Regions from separate parts of the Homo sapiens genome. Here region 1 is linked to region 2. Evidence: chromatin loops called from intact Hi-C (ENCODE). Cell type or tissue: Calu3. All regions are shown on one strand. Each heading gives the region's core, and the rest is flanking DNA. Links, peaks and the distances in the headings are about the cores only.

The links. Hi-C counts contacts between places; a loop is a spot of excess contacts. Peaks named below come from ENCODE experiments on the same cell type or tissue, not always from the same donor. Only the 100,000 strongest peaks of a DNase experiment are listed, where the experiment ranks them.
Region 1: it touches region 2 in a loop (3-fold over the local background); 2 of 110 quality-filtered maps call a loop at or near these places.

What each region holds. Positions count from the first base shown.
Region 1 is chr3:177,629,851-177,640,558 of GRCh38, reverse strand. All of the region lies in intron 3 of LINC00578 (long intergenic non-protein coding RNA 578), which reads right to left. Among named protein-coding and RNA genes, the nearest start is that of LINC02015, 180 kb to the left of the region's middle. In Calu3, for the core only: no CTCF peak of the experiment used is centred there; a DNase peak (open chromatin) is centred at 6,638.
Region 2 is chr3:177,514,851-177,525,558 of GRCh38, reverse strand. The region is part of intron 1 of LINC00578 (long intergenic non-protein coding RNA 578); the gene reads right to left. Among named protein-coding and RNA genes, the nearest start is that of LINC00578, 78 kb to the right of the region's middle. RefSeq lists an enhancer at 8,250-9,014. In Calu3, for the core only: a CTCF peak has its summit at 4,152 (motif pointing left); a DNase peak (open chromatin) is centred at 4,078.

The DNA of each region.
Region 1 (10,708 bases), core at 3,826-8,825, 110 kb before region 2:
CTATACAGCTGCAGCTGATGCACTCTTGATAGCACCACCTCCTGGCTGGAGGCCAAACCAACACAAAACTAGCACACTAAACAATAGTACAACAAAGGACCCTCCCAGAGTCCACTTCACTCCTCTGCTACCTCCAGTGGAGCAGGTGCTGGTATCCACGGCTGACAGAGCTGAAGACAGATCACATCACAGGACTCTGCGGACACTCCCCAGTACCAGCTCAGAGACTGGTAGCTCTGCTGGGTGGCCAGACCCAGAAAAGTGAAACAATTGCTGCAGTTCGGCTCTCAAGAAGCCCCATTCCGTGGGACAAAAGAATCTGAACAGCAGCCCTTGAGTCCCAGATCTTCCCTCTGACATAGTCTACCCAAATGAGAAGGAACCAGAAAAACAATTCAGGTAATATGACAAAACAAGTTTCTTTAACACCCCCAAAAATCACACCAGCTTACCAACAAAGGATCCAAACCAAGATGAAACCTCTGAATTGCCAGAAAAAGAATTCAAAAGGTCGATTATTAAGCTAATCAAGGAGGCACCAGAGAAAGGTGAAGTCCAACTTAAAGAAATCAAAAACATGATACAGGATGTGAAAGAAAAAGTCTTCAGTGAAATAGATAGTATAAATTAAAAAACCCCACAACTTCTGGAAATCAAGGACACACTTAGAGAAATGCAAAATGCACTGGAAAGTCTCAGCAATGGAATCAAAAAACCAGAAAAAAGAACTTCAAAGCTTGAAGACAAGGCTCTCAAATTAACCCAGTCTGTCAAAGACAAATTAAAAAGACTTTCAAAAAATGAGCAAAGCCTCCAAGAAGTTTGGGATTATGTTAAATGACCAAACCTAAGAATAATTGATGTTCCCAAAGAAGAAGAGAAATCCAAAAATTTGGAAAACATATTTGAGGGAATAATCAAGGAAAACTTCCCCGGCCTTGCTAGAAATCTAGACATCCAAATACAAGAAGCCCAAAGAACACCTGGGAAATTTATTGCAAAAAGATCATCACCCAGGCACGTAGTCATCAGGTTATCTAAAGTCAAGCTGAAGGAAAGTATCAAGTTGTAGGATGAAAGCATCAGGTAACCTGTAAAGGAAAACCTATCAGATTAATAGCAGATTTCTCAGCAGAAACCCTACAAACTAGAAGGAATTGGGGTCCTATTTTTAGCCCGCTTAAACAAAATAATTTTCAGCCAAGGATTTTGTATCCAGCAAAACTAAGTTTCATAAATGAAGGAAAGACACAGTCTTTTCCAGAAAAACAAATGCTGAGAGAATTTGCTACTACCAAGCCAGCCCTACAAGAACTGCTAAAAGGAGCTCTAAATCTTGAAACAGATCCTCAAATACACCAAAATAGAACCTCCTTAAAGCATAAATTTTATAGGACCTATATAACAATAACACAATGAAAAAGCAACAAGGTATTCAGGCAACAAATAACACGATAAATAGAATAGTACCTCACATCCCAGTACTAAACGTTGAATGTAAGTGGCCTAAATGCTCCACTTAAAAGATACAGAACGGCAGAATGGATAAGGATTCACCAACCAAGTTTCTGCTGTCTTCAGAAGACTCACCTAACACCTAAAGATTCACATAAACTTAAGGTAAAGGGGTGTAAAAAGATATGCCATGCAAATGGACACCAAGAGCAAGCGGGAGTAGTTAGTTTCACATCAGACAAAACAAACTTTAAAGCAACAGCAGTTAAAAAAGACAAAGAGGGACATTATATAATGATAAAAGGACTAGTCCAACAGAAAAATATCACATTCTTAAATATATATGCCTCTATATATATACAACTGGAGCTCCCAAATTTATAAAACAATCACTATTATACCTAAGGAATGAAATAGACAGCAACACAGTAAAAGCAGGAGACTTCAATACTCCACTGACAGCACTAGACAGGTCATCAAAAGAAGGTCAACAAAGAAACAATGGACTCCTAGCCTGGCCAACATGGTGAAACCCCATGTCTACTAAAAATACAAAAATTAGCCAGGCATGGTGGAGCATGCTTGTGGTCCCAGCTACTCAGGAGACTGACACAGAATTGCTTGAACCCAGGAGGCGGAGGTTGCAGTGAGCCAAGATTGCACCACTGTGCTCCAGCCTGGGTGACAGGGCAAGAGTCTGTCTCAAAAAAAAAAAAGACTCAAACTATAACCTAGAACAAATGTACTTCACAGATATTTACAGAACATCCTATCCATCGACTGCAGAATATACATTCCATTCATCAGCACATGGAACAGTCTCCAAGGTAGACCATATGATAGGCCACAAAACAAGTTTCAGTCAATTTAAGAAAATCGAAATTATATCAAGTACTTTCTCAGACCACAGTGGAATAAAATTAGAAATCAACTCCAAAAGGAACCCTCAAAACCATGCAATTATGTGGAAATTAAAGAACCTGCTCCTGAATGATCATTGGGTCAACAATGAAACCAAGATGGAAATTTAAAAATTCTTTGAGCTGAATGATAATAGTGACACAACCTATCAAAACCTCTGGGATACAGCAAAAGTAGTGCTAAGAGGAAAGTTCATACCATTAAATGCCTACATCAAAAAGCCTGAGAGAGCACAAATAGACAATCTAAGGTCACACCTCACAGAACTGGAGAAACAAGAACAATCCAAACCCAAACCAGCAGAATAAAGGAAATAACGAAGATCACAGCAGAACTAAATGAAATTGAAACAAACACACAAAAAAAGACAAAAGGTAAATTAAACAAAAACCTAGTTTTTTAAAAAGATAAATAAAATTGATAGACCATTTGCGAGATTAACCAAGAAGAGAAAAAGATCCAAATAAGCTAAATTAGAAATGAAACAGGAGATATCACAACTAATAGCACAGAAATACACGATTCAAGGCTACTATGAACACCTATAAGTGCCTAAACTAGAAAACCTAGAGAAGATGGATAAATTCCTGGAAATATACAATCTTCCTAGATTAAACTAGGAAAATATAGAAACTGAACAGGCCAATAACAAGCAGCAAGATTGAAATTGTAATAAAAAAAAATTGCCAACAAAAAAAGTCCAGGACCAGATGGAGTCACAGCTGAATTCTATCAGATATTTAAAAAATTGGTATGAATCCTATTGACACTATTCCAAAAGATAGAGAAAGAGGGAATCCCCCCTAAATCATCTATGAAGCCAGCATCATCCTAATACCAAAACCAGGGAAGGATATAACAAAAAAAAAGAAAATACAGACCAATATTCCTGATGAACATAGATGCAAAAATCCTCAACAAAATACTAGCAAACTGAATCCAACAGCATATCAAAAAGATAATCCAACATGATCAAATGGATTTCGTACCAGGATTGCAGGGATGCTTTAATATATGTAAGTCAATAAATGTGATATACCATATAAACACAATTAAAAACAAAAATCACATGATCATCTCAATAGATGCAGAAAAAGCATCTGACAGAATCCAGCATTCCTTTATGAGTAAAACCCTCAGCAAAATTGGCATAGAAGGGACATACCTTAAGGTGATAAAAGCCATTTATGACAGACCCACAACCAACATTATACTAAACAGGGAAAAGTTGAAAGCATTCCCCCTGAGAACTGAAACAAGACAAGGATGCCCATTTTCATCACCTCTATTCAACATAGTACTGGAATTCCTAGCCAGACCAATCAGACAAGAGAAAGAAATAAAGGACATCCAAATCAGTAAAGAGGAAGTCAAACTGTCACTGTTTGCTGATGATATGGTCCTATACCTAGAAAACCCTAAAGGCTCCTCCAAAAAACTCCTAGAACTGATAAATGAAATCAGCAAAGTTTCAGAATACAAAATTAATGTGCACAAATCAGTAGCTCTCCTATACACCAACAGCAACCATGATGAGAATCAAATCAAGAACTCAACCCCTTTTACAATAGCTGCAAAAAATAAAATACTTAGGAGGTGAAAGACACCTACAAGGAAAACTACAAAACGCCACCAAAAGAAATCATAGATGACACGAACAAATGGAAATATATCTCATGCTCATGGATAGGTAGAATCAATATTGTGAAAATGACCACACTGCCAAAAGCAATCTACAAATTCAATGCAATTTTCATTAAAATACCACCATCATTCTTCACAGAACTAGAGAAAAAAAAAATCCTAAAATTCATAGGGAACCAAAAAAGAGCCCACATAGCCAAAGCAAGACTAAGCAAAAAGAACAAATCTGGAGGCATCACATTACCTGACTTCAAACTACACTACAATGCCATAGTCACCAAAACAGCATGGTACTGGTATAAAAACAGGCACATAAGCCAATGGAACAGAATAGAGAACCCAGAAATAAAGCAAAATACTCACAGCCAACTGATCTTTGACAAAGCAAACAAAAACATAAAAGTGGGGAAAGGATACCATATTCAACAAATGGTGCTGAGATAATTGGCAAGCCACATGTAGAAGAATGAAACTGGATCTTCGTCTCTGACCTTATTCAAAAGTCAATTCAAGATGGATCAGAGATTTAAATCTAAGACCTGAAACTATAAAAATTCTAGAAGATAACATCAGAAAAACCCTTCCAGACATTGGCTTAGGCAAAGACTTCATAACCAAGAACCCAAAAGCAAATGCAACAAAAACAAAGACAAATAGATGGAACTTAATTAAACTAAAAAGCTTCTGCACAGCAAAAGAAATAATCAGCAGAGTAAACAGACAACCTACGCATGACAGAAAATCTTCACAATCTGAATATATAACAAAGGATTAATGTCCAGAATCTACAAAGAACTCAAACAAATCAGCAAGAACGAAACAAACAATCCTATTAAAAAGTGGGTTAAGGACATGAATAGACAATTCTCAAAAGAAGATACACAAGTGGCCAATAAACATATGAAAAAATACTCAGCATCACTAATTATCAGGGAAATGCAAATCAAAACCACAATCCGATACCACCTTACTCCTCTAAGAATGTCCATAATTTAAAAATCAAAAAATAATAGATGTTCATATGGATGTGGTGGAAAGGCAACACTTTTACACTGTTGGTAGGAATGTAAACTACTACAGCCTCTATGGAAAACAGTACAGAGATTCCTTAGAGAGCTAAAAGTACATCTGCCATTTGATCCAGCAATCCCACTACTGCGTATCTACCCAGAGGAAAAGAAGTCATGAAATGAAAAAGATATTTGCATATGCATGTTTATAGCAGCACAATTTACAATTGCAAAGACATAGAACCAGCCCAAACGCCCATCAATCAATGAGTGGATAAAGAAAATGTCATATACATATACGTATACATATACATATACATATACATATACATATACATATACATATACATATACATATACATACCATGGAATACTATTCAGCCATAAAAAGGAACAAAATAAGGGCATTCACAGCAACCTGGATTATTATCCTAAGTGAATTAACTCTGGAATGGAGAACCAAACATCGTATGTTCTCGCTCATAAATGAGAGCTAAGCTATAAAGATGCAAAGGCATAAAAATGATACATCGGACTTTGGGGATTCAGGGGAAATGGTGGGAGGGGGCGAGGGATAAAGATTACACATTGGGTACAGGGTACACTGCTCAGGTGATGGGTGCACCAAAATCTGAGAAATCACCACTAAAGAACTTATTCATGTAACCAACCACCACCTGCTCCCAGAAAAACCTATTGAAATACAAAATACATTTTAAAAAAGAATAAAATCTAAGTGCTGTTAAAACCCAAAGGAGGGAGTCAAAAATTCCACCTGAAGGATAAAGAAAGCTTTCACAGAATTGATGATTTTTGAACTTAGCCTTGAAGAACTGGTTTGGAGATGGACTCTAGGTAGGCAGTGGAGGAATCATTACTGGTGGTGGTAAAAGGGCTGGAGCAAAAGTTCAGAGGTGTTCTTCTTTATGAAAGAAGTAAAATCAGAAAGTAAAAGAAAGCTGCCTGGACTAATATCTTATCTCCTCTTTCTTCCCATTTTACTTGTCCTGAATCTATTACTCTTATTACCTGTCTGAGGCACATATCTCTATTCCATGATCTATTCCAGCAGGAGAAGCCCAAACTTTATACAGTCTGTCTAATTCCATGTTCCTTCTTCACCTGGCAAATAGTAAAATCATGTACAGTCCTGCACCACCTAACAATGTTTCAGACAATGATGGACCACATATATGATGGTGGTCCCATAAGATTATAAGACCGTATTTTTACTGTAACTTTTCTATAGATAGAATGTTTAGATACACAAATACCTACCATTGTGTTACAACTGCCTACAGTATTCAGTACAGTCACATGCTGTACAGGTTTGTAGCCTAGGAGCAATGGACTACACCACAGAGCCTTGGTGTGGAGCGGGCTACACTGTCTAAGAATGTATAAGTACACTATGATGCTCGCACAATGATGAAATTGCCTAACAATGCATTTCTCAGAACCTTTTCCCATCATTAAGCAACACATAGCTATATTTAGTTATTTCAGCTGAAGTGTTAAAATTTATAATATCTAATGCTTTACCCCTTCCATCGAGTTTTCCCCAGTCTGATCTCTGCCAAATTAATCTTTTCCGGGTTTGTGTCCCACAGTACTTTGAAGCTTTCTTGTAACACTTAACCACATACTATCCTTACTCATAATGTTTTGACCCTTGTTTGTCTCCCCTACCAGGGATAACTTTCCTTTGGCAGCAGAGACATATTCATAGTTAACTGTTTATATTTAACTGAAATGAATCAACCTTTTCACAAACAGAATATTTTGTGGGAAAGTAGAGAAGAATGCGAACATTTGTTTTTATTAATAAGTGATGACATGATGAAAATATTGGCTTCAGAAGCTGACTGTTTCACTAGCTTTGTACTATCCACATTTTCAGTAGGCTCTGGGTTTTTTGTTTTTGTTGTCTTTTTCCATTTTCAGAGATATGTCTTGATACAATGGCAGGGTTTACAACACCAAGTGTAAAACCTGCTCAAAAGGCTGGGCTACACTTTATAAAACCTTCTGATTCTTAAATGCATTTTATTTTTGGCAAAAACTGATAGAAGTTGTTGTTTTTAAAAACCCAGAAGCTTCTTTAGATATCAGGTCATCTTTACTATTCAACATTGCAATGATTTAAGTGCAAATAAACTTAGATCGTATGGATTAATTTTCCTTTTAAAATGCATGAGGGTTTGAACTGTTATGGTCCTATATTATTGTACTTTGACTTTGTCATTGAAAACAATGTAGACAGACATAAAGATGTTAATGTGTTCTAGGCAAAATAAGATTTACGTAGCCTTATCTATTTTTCAATTTTTGGTAACATAATTAGATGACTATTAAATTCATTTATTTATCCAATAAACCTGTATCAAATGCCTTACATAAAGCTTCATTATATGTTACAGCTCAGCCTTCTTCTCTCCTAACTAGAAAGGATGAATTAATCTTTCTTCTTAGCATCCATTTTCATCTCTTAAAATGTCGTTAATTCTTTTTTTTTTTTTTTGAGACGGAGTTTCACTCTTGTCATCCAGGCTGGAGTGCAGTGGCGTGATCTCGGCTCACTGCAACCGCTGCCTCCCGGGTTCACACCATTCTTCTGCCTCAGCCTCTCGAGTAGCTGGGATTACATTTGTATTTTTAGTAGAGACGGGGTGTCGCCATGTTAGCCAGACTGGTCTCAAACTCCTGACCTCAGGTGATCCACCCGCCTCAGACTCCCAAAGTGCTGGGATTACAGGTGTGAGCCACCGCGCCCGGCCTCTTAATTCTTAATCACAGTCTTCATCTTTAAATTTCATAGCAAAAGATTTATTGCAGAAGAGTGACCTAATTCCTCTTTTCCATCAAAATCATTTTATGAAACCAGGAACTTTCTCAGGATCTATGAAGTATCCCAGAAATCTATGGTCCCCAAATTGAGAAAACAACCTTAGAAATGACTGGCATGTATTACAAATGTAGGGGGGAAAGTAAAGCTATAAATCCCTGTTTCAGCAAAGATACACAAATTCAGGCAATCTCACTCATGGTTGGTGGCAGTTATAATTGATTAATTTCTTTGGAAAGAGACAGTGGATATTAAGAACTATAAAAATGTCAATATAGGCGTATGTTCTCTTTCTCAGATGCAAAATTAACCTGTAAAAATTTTATAAAGATCACTGAAGTCAGATTTTTACCATGGCGGGCCCTGGTAGAGCCCTGGCTCTTCCCCCTAGACAACAGAATATTTCATTGAACTGTTAACAGTATAATTATTTGGGATGTAGAGATGATAAAGGATAAAGCTGCTCAAATATTATTAGTAGTAGTATTGATTATTTACATGTAGCCTCATTCTCGAAAGAATTTCAAGCTGCTTTCAGAGATACATAAAGCATAAAAGTAAAGAAAGAAATCAGGATTAATGAAAGATGATAATGGGAAAGTAAGATGAAGCCAAAACCAAGTTGAGGACAACATAGTAGAGCCTTAAATTTGGAATTAAGCTTCTTACCAGCTAAACAAAAAGAAAAGGCATTCACAATGTCTGAGAGAAGCAATTTACTTACTGGAAGAACTGTAGACTTGCCTGGCACTGAGTCCTGAGAGAAATTTGCACATGATCTTACTAGGAATGAGGAGACTGGACTATACCGCATAGGCACCTGCTCTGGCACTATCTACTCCAATCATTAAAAAGCAACAACAGGCTGGGTGCGGTGGCTCACGCCTGTAATCCCAGCACTTTGGGAGGCTGAGGCGGGTGGATCGTGAGGTCAATAGATCAAGACCATCCTGGCCAACATGATGAAACCCCATCTCTATTAAAAATACAAAAATTAGCTGAGTGTGGTGGCAGGCGCCTGTAGTCCCAGCTACTCGGGACTACAGTGACCTGAGATTGCACCACTGCACTCCAGCCTGGGCAACAGAGCGAGACTCTGCCTCAAAAAAAAAAAAGCAACAACAGCTCTGGGGCCCAGAAGCCTTGAGGGTGTGTCCATCTTCACATAGAAGCTAAGAGATGGTGAGTAATGTTTGAACTTCATGTTTGTTGGGAAAAAATATGTGCCTTGTTTTCTCTCTGCCTCTTTGTTATCCTAAAATTTCCATACCACTGAGTTAAAAAGAACCAGTATACTTTCTAGCCCAGACAACTTAGGCATCCCTTGGTGAGACCTTTTCATATTAAAGTTAAGAAGTTAAATTTAATAATTTATTCAAGGATTTCTTTTCTGACTTTAAATGGTAACTGGAAACAAAAGGCTAGCTTGAGAAAAAATTATAAAGGGATGGTGGAAGTAGCATTTAAGTAGAGATACTTCAAACCCACTCACATCGCTGGCACAAAAGTTCTTTGTTATCTACGTGATGTTCATCAGAAGATGAGCAATAATATTGGCTCTGCACCCATTATCTTAACTCCTTCTACATTAACCAAGCCGTGATTAAGAAACTGATGTCCAGTTTATGGTTCTGCTAAGTTAACCACAGAAGGAGGTAGAAAAGTAGATTGTTAGTATGTAATAAATGCTATAATTAGGCTATGATGAAAGGAATCTGGCAGTCTTTATCCTGAGAGAATATTTAAGTCTGGAAGGACATGGCATGGAGGTGTTCATCATCAGTGATGGGCTGTGAGGAGAGATGAGAACATTCTATAGATTTAGATGATCCCATGTGAAAGTAAGTACCAGCTCGGCCACTTTATTATTATTTATTTTATTATCATTATTATTATTATTTTTGAGATGGAGTTTCGCTCTTGTTGCCTAGGCTGGAATGCAGTGGCGCAGTCTCAGCTCATTGCAATCTCCGCCTCCCAGGTTCAAGTGATTCTCCTTCCTCAGCCTCCTGAGTAGCTGGAATTACAGGCGCTCAACCACACCCGGCTAATTTTTGTATTTTTAGTAGAGATGGGGTTTTGCCATATTGGCCAGGCTGGCCTTGAACTCCTGACCTCAAGTATCCACCCTCGGCCTCTCAAAGTGCTGATATTACAGGTGTGAGCCACCGTGCCCGGCCTCAGCCACTTTATATATGAGGTAACTAATTTAACTTACTCACATTTGTTTCCTCATCTGCAAATTGTGGGTAATAACACTTACTCAGTCGGTGCTTGTAAGAATGAAATAATCAAATATGGAAAACACCTAGGAATAAGTGCTTAACATGCTGTAAATGCTCAGTAAGTAGTAAAATCAAGGTTTCTAGAAGAGAATAAAATACAAATTACCTTCAATTGCAGTGAAAAAGACTTTGGTATGATTAAATGACAACTTCATAACTAAATGAGGAGAGGAGGGAATTATTGGTTCTGTCTGGTTAATTACCATTGTATACCAAGTACCTCCCACAATTCCTGGCCCACGGTAGCAGGTCAATAAATATTTTTCTTTTTACATTTCCATTCCTTTCACTTTGTTTCCCCTAGGATTAACATTATATATCACCCTAATACAATTATCGAAACCAGAAATCATATGTATTTTTGAGTGAATATTGAATATATTTTTAAATAATCAAAAATAGGGTAATTATCCTTATATCTGGGATTATTCTTTCAAGAAACACAAAACATAGGAATAAAAAGTCTCTGAGTCCGAATTTCAAAATTGCTTTTGAGAATAAGAAACAATCCTTTTCATTAAAGTGGGGGCTTTAATGCAGACCCAGTG
Region 2 (10,708 bases), core at 2,131-7,130:
TCATCTTCTCATAGCCTACTATGCTTATTTCTGTCTGTGGTTTTGGCTTCACTCTACAGAGTAAGGCAACTGCATCATCTTCACATACGGTTGTGAACTGTAGGCTCATCTTTGTCTTAATCTCTTGATAAATAAAATAAAATAAAAGCAAAAAAAGAATATACTCTTCCTGTTAATCTTGGCTAGGAGCACAACAGTTGATTATCTCACTTTCAGTGTGGGCAATCTGGGTATAGATGGTATTTAATGAATGGCAGCCACCATCATATGGAAAGCATGATGGTCCTCAAGAACAGGCTTATGGTCAGAGGTGGAATGCATGGACGGCTAACTCACATGCCTATGGAGGTCTAGTAGGTGACTTAAAGAGTGAGGCAAACTAAGGCTGAAACACAGGGAGGGATGGGGGAAGGGAGAGACCACACATCCCCACCAGAAGTCAACAGGTGATGGTGATCACACGCAATTGGTTCAGTGCTGGCAAATCTCCTGATTTCTGCAAAACTGAGAGGCCTGTCATCTTTCCTACATGGTTAAAGATAAGAATCAGATTCACAGGAACACTCTCAGGGTAGTTGAGTGTCTTCAGAACAGGGATGCCACTTACCAAAGGAAGGGGCCACAGCCAGAAACCAGAGCTGAGTGCCCAGTAGTGCTGGAAGAGGCAACTCCAAAAACCAGAACAATATCCAAAACCTTTCGATTCCTATCCTTAAAGAGGAGCATGTTATTGGGAGGAGATGAGTTTCACGATGTATTTCAGGACAAGAGTATTTTGATATTCCTCGGATCTGATACTGCAAAAGCAACTGCTTATACAGCTGTCCTATGGCCCAACTTGAGATATAGTTCAACTCCTCTCCTCTTAGGGAAGACATCAGCTACAACTGCTTCAAAAAAGAATACCCAGAACAATTGGAGAAACAGAAGGATCTCCATATAAACAAAATAATAAATTTAATGCAAGTCTCTTTGATCCTGGAAAGGCCCAATTAAAAAAGGCCTCAAACATCTATATTGTGTAAATTCAATAATATGCATTATTGACACTAAACTAATGTCAAACTTCTGCTCCATTTTCTGCCACGTACACCCAGCCATCCTGCCACGTACACCCAGCCATCCTGCCACTAAACCATTAAGGCAGTTGTTGAGAGAGAAGGATCCAATCAGACCTTTTTCTTCCCGTGCAATGATGATGCAATTCTTAATATTCTAAGAGCTGAAGTCATATAAACAGCCTGCTTTTTCAAAAGTGTCATCTGAGCTCCTTCCGTTTGCCAGGCCTTAGACACTAAAAAAAAACAAAGATGGATAGGGCAAAGTCCACTGCTTGGCAGTCAAACAGATAAAAAACTAACCATTTGACCATGTGAGAGGAAGCATATGTATGAACAAAATGCTACAGTATATGAGTGTGGGAGTCCCTAATTCTTCCTGGGAGGTAGAGAAAGGGACATTTGAGCTAGGCTTTACATGATTGTGAAATATAGGAAGGGTTGTTCCAGAACACGACACCTCGTCTGGAATTTCTTATTCATAAAACCCAATATCTGGTTACCAGGTGATTACCAAGTAAACTTTTTGTTTGATGTGGTTTCACCTTGGGTTTTCTTTTTGTTTTGCTTTGTTTTGACTTTGTTTTTATGAAGAGCACCTGAGAAATTTATAAATTCTCTTTTACTAAGTCCTATATTGCCCTTGAGTTTAGGGTCAAATTATAAATGTTTCTCATCTCTTTTCCTAGCTACTGACTTTCTTTAAATAGGATCCCATAAAGTGACACAATGACATTTCATAACAAACTCAATGCATAAAACTGCTGAAGTGTTTGAAAAATATAAAAGCTTTATGACAATACATATCAAATGATACAGAATATGAAAAGTCCTGGAACATTAGTGGGACTGACTAGAAATAAATCTATCTTAAATTAACCTCAGTTTTATAGAAGTGGAAACAGCAATTATATAGAGGAAAATTTTCAAAACCAATAGTTTTTATGTTATTACATTGATGTCCCAACACCATGGATGGCTCATTGTCATTCGATGACTGTACCAGCCTATTTCATTCTTGAGACCTTAATTATGGTATTTCCCAGGAGGTGAACTATGGGTGAAAAATCATGAGCTTTTTGTAACACAACAAACCAGACCAAAAAAAGAAAATCTGAGACTGTGAAAAATGAGAAAACACATCACGTGTCTTCCAATTTATCATGCCACATGCCTTCAAGATAATTATCATTTGTCATTTTGGCTTATACGTGAAAAAATCTGATAAAAGATAGGCAAAATTAAATCAAATGCTTTTAGCAGGAACTTAATGAATTCCCCCCACTAATGTTTACATTGCTAGGCTATCTATTTGTAGATCATCTGTCATTAGTTTCCAAAGGGTTCTATTTTCTGATATGATACTTACAGTTTGTTATGAATCAGCTAATTATACAATAACCTTTACCAGCAGCAAAACCAGAATTACATGGATTTCAGGACAGTTATTTCTAATCCCCATTTTAAATTACATCTGTCTCTTAAGTCAGGAGAAAAGAGGCAGTTGGAAAACAAGCCACCTACAGCTAAAGCCAATCGATGGATTTGTTTTGTTGGACAAGTTAATGGGAGCCGCAAACAGGAGATCTGTATTTTCATAAACTAAATGCTATGTATAAACACACTCTTATCATTCCTAGTTAATGGTACAACTTGGTAAAGACTCACTATTTTTGCCTGATGACTTGCTTATGACATACAGAAATCATCTCCAGTAGGTTCCAAAATAGTCTTAGTGGAAAGGGACAGGCAGGCAGATATGTGTGAATAAATAACCCACCTGCATGTTTGTCCTTGTTCAAATGGGTTCAAAGGCTTATTTTGTTTATTTTTCATTGAGTGTAAGGAGTCTAATAATAGCCTCTGACAAAATAATAATATATTGAATGATAAAATATCTCCCCACTCCTTTCCTTTTCCTAGGTCTTCTGTCCCTGTTCTCTACCTGACTACCATTACAATATTTAGCATATTCCTGATTCCCAGAATATGAGATGAATGCAGGTCAATCGATATTGAAAGGTGGGTGGAGTGGGGAGAACAGCTTCCTTTTCCCCATCACTTGTTAGCATATGGGGAAAAAAGATATACTTTGCAATGTTTGGTGGATGGGCCATGTGGGTTAGCCCACACATCGGTTTGTGAACTGATTGTTCCCATCAGATGAGTCAGTAGAGATGGGAATGTTAATTTCTTCAGGGGACATTTATCAATGTGGTTCTGAAAGAACAGTGCAGCATTCTTTACCGGCAAGCTCCATGACAGGGAGAGCACTCACTGTGATCTTCACCAGGTGATTTTCCATGGCCAATTGGCCTTTCACTCACTATCACTCAACTGCATCATACAGCACAATCGGTCTGTGAATGCTAATAATTGAAAGCAGGTTGGCCAAATACAAACATTTACGTGTTCTGATCTAGAGTTTCAGGACCCACCCTGGAAGGGATCCTATGGAGCTGAGATCACTTTGGAGCACTATCCTAATTTTCTTTACCTGTGGTTCCTTCACGTTTCCTTCACTCAATTACCCCTTTTAGCAAAGAGCATGTAGTGGCAACAAACCACTCAGATAGACTTCACAAACCTCAGAGTCATGGAAAGGAGAAGGACTTCTTCTAAATCCCTCCTAGATCCTTCTTTCAATCAGGCTTTTTCCTGATTCAAGGAGAAGGGAAAAAACATTTATTTTCTATATATTAATACCTAGCAACCAGATTGCTAAGCAGATTAACTTTCAGATCTCCTAAGTGCTGATCCATTCTGAAGTGATGAAGAGAAGTGTTAGAAAGTGGGAGGCAAGGCCAAATCTCTGGGCTTTTAAGATTTTGAGAATAGCCTGTGAAAACAGAGCTCTCCCCTCCATCACCAGGTAAGCTACCAGATGACACTCCTCACCAACTACCCACCAACACAGAGGGAGAAAAAGCAAACTTTTTGGAGTGAAGATGAGTGTCCATTATGTCAAGAACCTCAAGGGAAACCGGTTCTGCAACTCAGGGGTCCCATCCCCCTGCCTGTAAGGAACCGGCTGCACAGCACAAGGTGAGCGGCGGTTGAGCGAGCTCTACTGTCTGAGCTCCACCTGCTGTCAGATAGGCGGCAGCATTAGATTCTCATAGGAGCACGCACCTTATTGTGAATTGCGCATGCTAGAGATCTAGGTTGCACACTCCTTATGAGAATCTAATGCTTGATGATGTGAGATGGAACAGTTACTTCCCAAAACCATCCCTCCCCCGTCCATGGAAAAATTGTCTCCTACAAAGCCAGTCCCTGGTGTCAAAAAGGTTGGCGACCGCTGCTCTAACTACCTTTGTATCTCACTTTTTTTCCCTTTCTGAGACAAGTTTTTGCAAGGACTTTTTTTTTTTTTGAGACGGAGTCTCGCTCTGTCGCCTAGGCTGGGGTGCAGTGGCGCAATCTCAGCTCACTGCAAGCTCCGCCTCCCAGGTTCACACCATTCTCCTGCCTCAGCCTCTGGAGTAGCTGAGACTACTGGCGCCCGCCACCGCACCCGGCTAATTTTTTGTATTTTTAGGAGAGATGGGGTTTCACGGTGTTAGCCAGGATGGTCTGAATCTCCTGACCTCGTGATCCGCCCACCTCGGCCTCCCAAAGTGCTGGGATTACAGGCATGAGCCACCACGCCCCACCGCAAGGACTTTTTAATGTTTGCTGTCTTCACCTTTATACCTCCCAAGTCAGACCACTTATTGAAATTCTTGTATTCTTGTTGGCCAGGCTGCGGTGGCTCACGCCTGTAATCCCAGCACTTTGGGAGGCTGAGGCGGGTGGATCATGAGGTCAGGAGATCAAGACCATCCTGGCTAACAGGGTGAAACCCCGTCTCTACTAAAAAAAGTATAGAAAAATTAGTTGGGTGCGGTGGCGGGCATCTGTAGTCCCAGCTACTCCAGAGGCTGAGGCAGGAGAATGGCGTGAACCCGGAACGTGGAGCTTGCAGTGAGCCAAGGTTACGCCACTGCACTCCAGCCTGGGCGACAGAGCAAGACTCCGTCTCAAAAAAAAAAAAAGAAAAAGAAAGAAAGAAATTCTTGTATTCTCATCTTTCCCCCTCACTCTACTACACTCTCTCCAACTCCTACAAAGTCCTTTGAGTCTCTGTTTGGAAGCTGCCCTTTTTTGAGATGCCTTTGCCAATCCCCATTGAAACAGGAAAAGTTCCCTTGTCCCTCTTGCAGGGTGTGCAATGGGGGTGTGACTCACTTCTTCAGTGCTCCGCTGTTCAAACTTCTAGGGGGGCATACAGACCGGCAGGCTGTAGGGCTCCGACCCCACAGCAGTGTCTAGGGGTGAATGTTTACAGCTCCTGAAGCCCCAGTGGGCATGTGTTACCAGGTGCTCTTTAGTTTCGCTCTTTTAGTTTGCCGTCTATAGGTGGCTTGTGTTAACCAGCTCAATTAGACCCTCTACCTTGTCACAAGGACAGAGGGCTTTCTGTATCCCGGGTTCTTGCCTTGGTGTACTGGAAGAATCAGATCACAACTGGGCCTGGAGAATGAGTTCAAGGTTTTATTGGGTGGAAATAGCTCTCAGCAGATGGGGGAGCCAGTAGGGAGGTGGTTTTCCCCCAGAGTCAAGTTGCTGGGTGACCCAGGCTCTCCACCCACTGCCCTGGCCAAACTCCACCTCCTTCCGTCTGCTAGCCTGCTGCATCTGTCAGTGTCTCTGCCGCAGGCGTGCTCTGCCGCAGGCGTGCTCTTCCGCTCTGCCGCAGGCGTGCTTCCCTTGGCATCCTCTCAATGTCCAGCCGCTTGTGTTCTTCGGCCAATGTGTTCCTCCCGCCGTCCAGCAGCTTCTGTCTCTGCCTTGCTAGGGTCTCCGGTTTTTATAGGCCCAGCATGGGGGCATGGCAGGCCAGGGTGGTCTTGGAAACTGCAACATTTGGCCGCCACAGCAGAAATGCTTGTCCTCACCTAGGTCCATGGGGGGGATAGAGCCCTAGCCAGGGACCACACCCTCCTCTACCCAACACTTCCCTTCCCCTCTTCCATATCATTTAAAGGGACCATGCTCTTCCCTTCCCAGCATTCCCGTATCACCATCAGCTTTACAAAAGCAGATTTTGACAACACATCAAGAACAGATTCATCTTTTAATGACAATCACACTTTAACCAAGCTCACAGAGACCAATGTCTAAATCAGAAACTCAATGTATTACAATGAAACTAAACTTCCTTTGCACCAGAGCATACTTATTGGTGTGTCCTGCCTATATAAGGAGTCAAATCTCACTCAGAAGGTTGTCTAGAGGGTGTGGAACCAGAGGGAGGCAAGAGGAGCTTCTATAAGACAATCCACATAATTCATAGCTTCTTCACCAAAGTCCTAGTCCAGCAGTGATATGGTTTGACTCTGTCTCCACCACATCTCATATCGAATTGTAATCCCCATGTGTCAGGAAAGGGGCCTGGTGGGAGGTGATTGGATCATGGGGGTGATTTCCCCCTTGCTGTTCTTATGATAGTGAGTTCTCACAAGATCTGATGATTTAAACGTATGTGGCACATTCTCTCTCTCGCTTTCTCACTCCTCCTCCACCATGGTAAGACATACCTGCTTTCCCTTCAACTTCCACCATGATTATGTTTCCTGAGACCTCCTAGCTATGCTTCCTGTATAGCCTGCAGAACTGTGAGTCAATTAAACCTCTTTTCTTCATAAATTACCCAGTCTCAGGTAGTTCTTTATAGGAGTGTGAAAACAGACTAATACAAGCAGTGAGACCCAGAAACTCCAAGTTTATTGATAACATTCACATCCTTTATTCCGGTTAGTGTTTGTACAGGCACTGCCAACATTTGCCTCTAGACTCTGCCTTTCTATTTTTTTATACATTGATGAACAACCATTCTAATTAACAGCTTTTCTTTAAAATTTTTGAGAACCAGGAAAGCCAAGCCTTTCTGAGCTGACCTTGGGCCCATTCTCCTTCACATACCTCCAATCCCTTCTGTGTTGAACTGTCCAGCTGCTTTTAATTCATCCATTTCCAAATTCTAGGCTCTGCTCCCATCTACCTCCTACAGTTACCAGCCCGACTCCCTGTTCCCTCCTGCTGACTTAAGCCTTACACCAGAACCCATTCATGGTTTGGAAGAAATTAAGGAATCCCAACCTGACAGACTCTAGACTCCACAGGCTCAACTCCACTAGTGAGCCCTGTTGTTGATCCAGGTAGAACTCTGTGCCTAGTTCTAAAATTTTGCCTTACTTCTCATAACTCAGTCCTTGGCTCAGCAGCCCATTTCAGTATCTGGGGATGTTCTTCATTTCCCATGGCTGAATCCCTGCCTTGGTCACAAGTCCTTTTGGACTGGAGTCTTGCTGGTTCTCTTCTTGACAGATCCCCGCTCCCTGCTGCCGCTGCCAGACATCAGCCCCTGCTCTTTCCCACCTTCACTTAGATGTTATCTCTCTTGCTTCTGCTATAAACCCACCTCAGCCCCTAACTTGCTCTGATGGGCCATCTAATCTGCAGACCCAGGCCCTTCTCTCTCCCCATCCCAGCCCATCTTTACTCTGTTCTCATACCTGACAGAGACAAAAACCCAATTAGATAAATTAACTTTTCATTTTCTAATACAAAAATTAGCCGGGCGTGGTGGCGTGTCTGTAATCCCAGCCACTTGGGAAGCTGAGGCAGGAGAATCGCTTGAACCCAGGAGGTGGAGGTTGCAGTGAGCTGAAATGTCTCCACTGCACTTCAACCTAGGTGACAGTGAGTAAGACTCCTTCTCAAAAAAAAATTTTTTGGCTGGGCATGGTGGCTCACTCCTGTAATCCCAGCACTTCGGGAGGCCAAGTCGGGCAGATCACAAGGTCAGGAGATCAAGACCATCCTGGTCAACATGGTGAAACCCTGTCTCTACTAAAATACAAAAAATTAGCCAGGTGTGGTGGCGCGCACCTATAGTCCCAGCTACTCAGGAGGCAGGGGAATCACTTGAACCCGGGAGGCGGAGGTTGCAGGGAGTGGAGATCGTGCCACTGCAGTCCAGCCTGGAGACAGAGCAAGACTCTGTCTCGAAACAAAAAAAAAAACTTTTATTTTCTTACTGCTCATGTTGCCTTTAGGTAGTCACCTAATCAAAAAGTAAAAACGAAGCTATCACTTAGAAATTCATCTCCTCTCATTTTACATACAGTGGAATGACATGAACTCAGTCCACATTAACAGGCATTCTCAAATTCTACCATGGGAAAAAATACTGGTTGAGGAGTCAGAAAATATGGGCTATTTAATAGATTATCTCTCATCGATGGAACATGGGCCTTTACTTCTCTGTCCCTAAACTGAAATGACAGGGCTTAACCTGGTGGTGTCTAAAGTCTTCCAATTCTGAAAATGCCCTGGCCACAGAAGGTATCAATTTTCTAGTTGGGGGCGCTGTGTGTTTATTTGTTTGTGTGTTTATAACTCTCTGTATTTTCCCTGGCAAGAGAAAGGGTGTTCTACAACCATTTATTCATGATTAATGATGTGGCTTGTGAACTTGAACCAGAGACTGTTCACCAGAAGCTTTTAGTTTGAAAAATTCCTGACTGTGGCCAAAACCAATGCTATGAAACAAAAGAAATGAGACAGTGCCTGCCTGCAGCCCACTGACCTGCAGCCCCAGGCGGAGCTCAGGCCGAGACCCCGAGAAAAGGGAACAGCTGGGGCCTGCTGGGACAGCACACACGGCCTCTCACCAGCTCATGCTGCACCCGATCTGAGGCTACCCAGCAGCAGTTTGGCTGCCCCCCAACCAGATTATAAATTCCTCAAGGGCAAAGAACACATCCTTTATATTTTTCCTGTATCCATATGGTGCAGAAAAAAAAAATAAAAGATTTTTGGGCTGGCATCCCAGCCAGAAACTGAAGAATGTTATCCATCCCCCACCCCCACAAGCCTCCTCCTCCCTTAAAATCACAAGAGGAAGACATTCAGGAATAGCTTTTGAGAAATGCCTCCCTCCTTCCGGCCTAAGAAGATATGTAAGTAGTTCATGTTCTCCCACACTGGAAGGGGAGACTCAAGCCCGTTGATGCATTAAATGAGACATTCCTGAATCAGAAGGATCATAGGTCAGCTCAAGCATTCGGTTGTGTTTGCAGCTCATTTCAGTAAGGCTGATTAACAGAAGAGCCAGACCCTTGTTCTGGCACCAGCTGTGTGGCCGGAACCTCTGTGACTAGAGACACCCCAGCCGGAATCAACAGGCCCGACCTGGACACGTGCATCGCGGCAGCAAGGTTAGCCAGTGTCAGCTCAGCCAAAGAATTTCTGGTTGTGCTGACTGAGAGGGTACACTCAGAACTTTGGACATGAAAGGATTCACTGAGGGATGAAAACACGGTATAGCATACCTAAGTATCCTCAGATTTTAATTTTGTCCCCTCTATAGCACATTTCAATGAGTAACACACAGCTAGGTGAATTACTGGTCACTCACTAAGCAATTGTTAAATTATTCTAGCTTCCTTTAATGAGAACAGAAACAAAGTTGCCACATACACACTAGTTCTGCTTTGTGATTTATTGTTGCCCATTGCCATCGTCATCATCATTGTTATCATTACTAAAGTAATATACACTTAGTGTAAAAAGAAAAAAATGCCAACGGTGTACAAGGAGATAAAGTTAAAGTTTCTGTTTTCATATTCTCTTCTAATCTTTCCCCCATCTCAACTTGACCCTCTCTGAATTGTTTCCTAAAACTACTAGAAGATTTACAAAAACTTCTAAAAATGTGCCATATATCACATACATGTAAATATGCATAGAAAAATATTACAGACATAAATGCATATAAACACAAACATATTCATGCACATACCTATGTATATATACAGTTTTTTCCCACAAATTGATCAGAGTACACTGTCTGGGACATAATGTTTTCACTTAGTATATATCTGACATTCATAGGAAAGCAAATAAATCTATGTATTCTTTACAATGACTTCATAGTATTCTATTATAAAGCTAAGACATAATCTATTCTGTGGGGGGTTTTTTTGTTTTGGTTTTGGTTTTTTGGGTTTTTTTGCACCATCTTTTCTCTGGAGTCCATGTTTCTAATAGTTTATTCCTTCCGAATTTATTTAAGCTCAGTTTCCAATGCATGGAGCTGACTGTTCTAGTTGTTCCTGCCACCACTGTTGCTATTTACGGGTTATATTTTTGTATATTCCATCTGTCTTTGTCTCTTTGCCTGTACAGTTCATACATTGCTTTATACTGCTGAAAGAGCCCCTCCTTGCTATCCTCCGAGGGAAACTCACACCTCCTCTGATTGTCTCTCGCACTTTATACACTGCATCTACCTGTGCTGAGCTCCGGTTCCAGGCAAGCACATTGTCTCCCAGGCCTTGCTGACCCATAGTGCTCCCTTCCTGTGGCACTCCCAGTCTGGATTCTCCAGGCTGCATTTCACCTTTGACCATCCATCCTTAAAGGACAGATCTCAAGCCTTTGTCATTCTCTAGGGAACTATGCCCTGGCTGCATAGCTACAAGGTCACTGACCTCATGGGTTGCAATGTCCTACTTCAATTGAGCACATCTGCTGGGCCCCAAATGGTCTTACCCTGTCATATTTCTCTCAACATCCCTGCCTCCCAGTTTCTCTAAGTT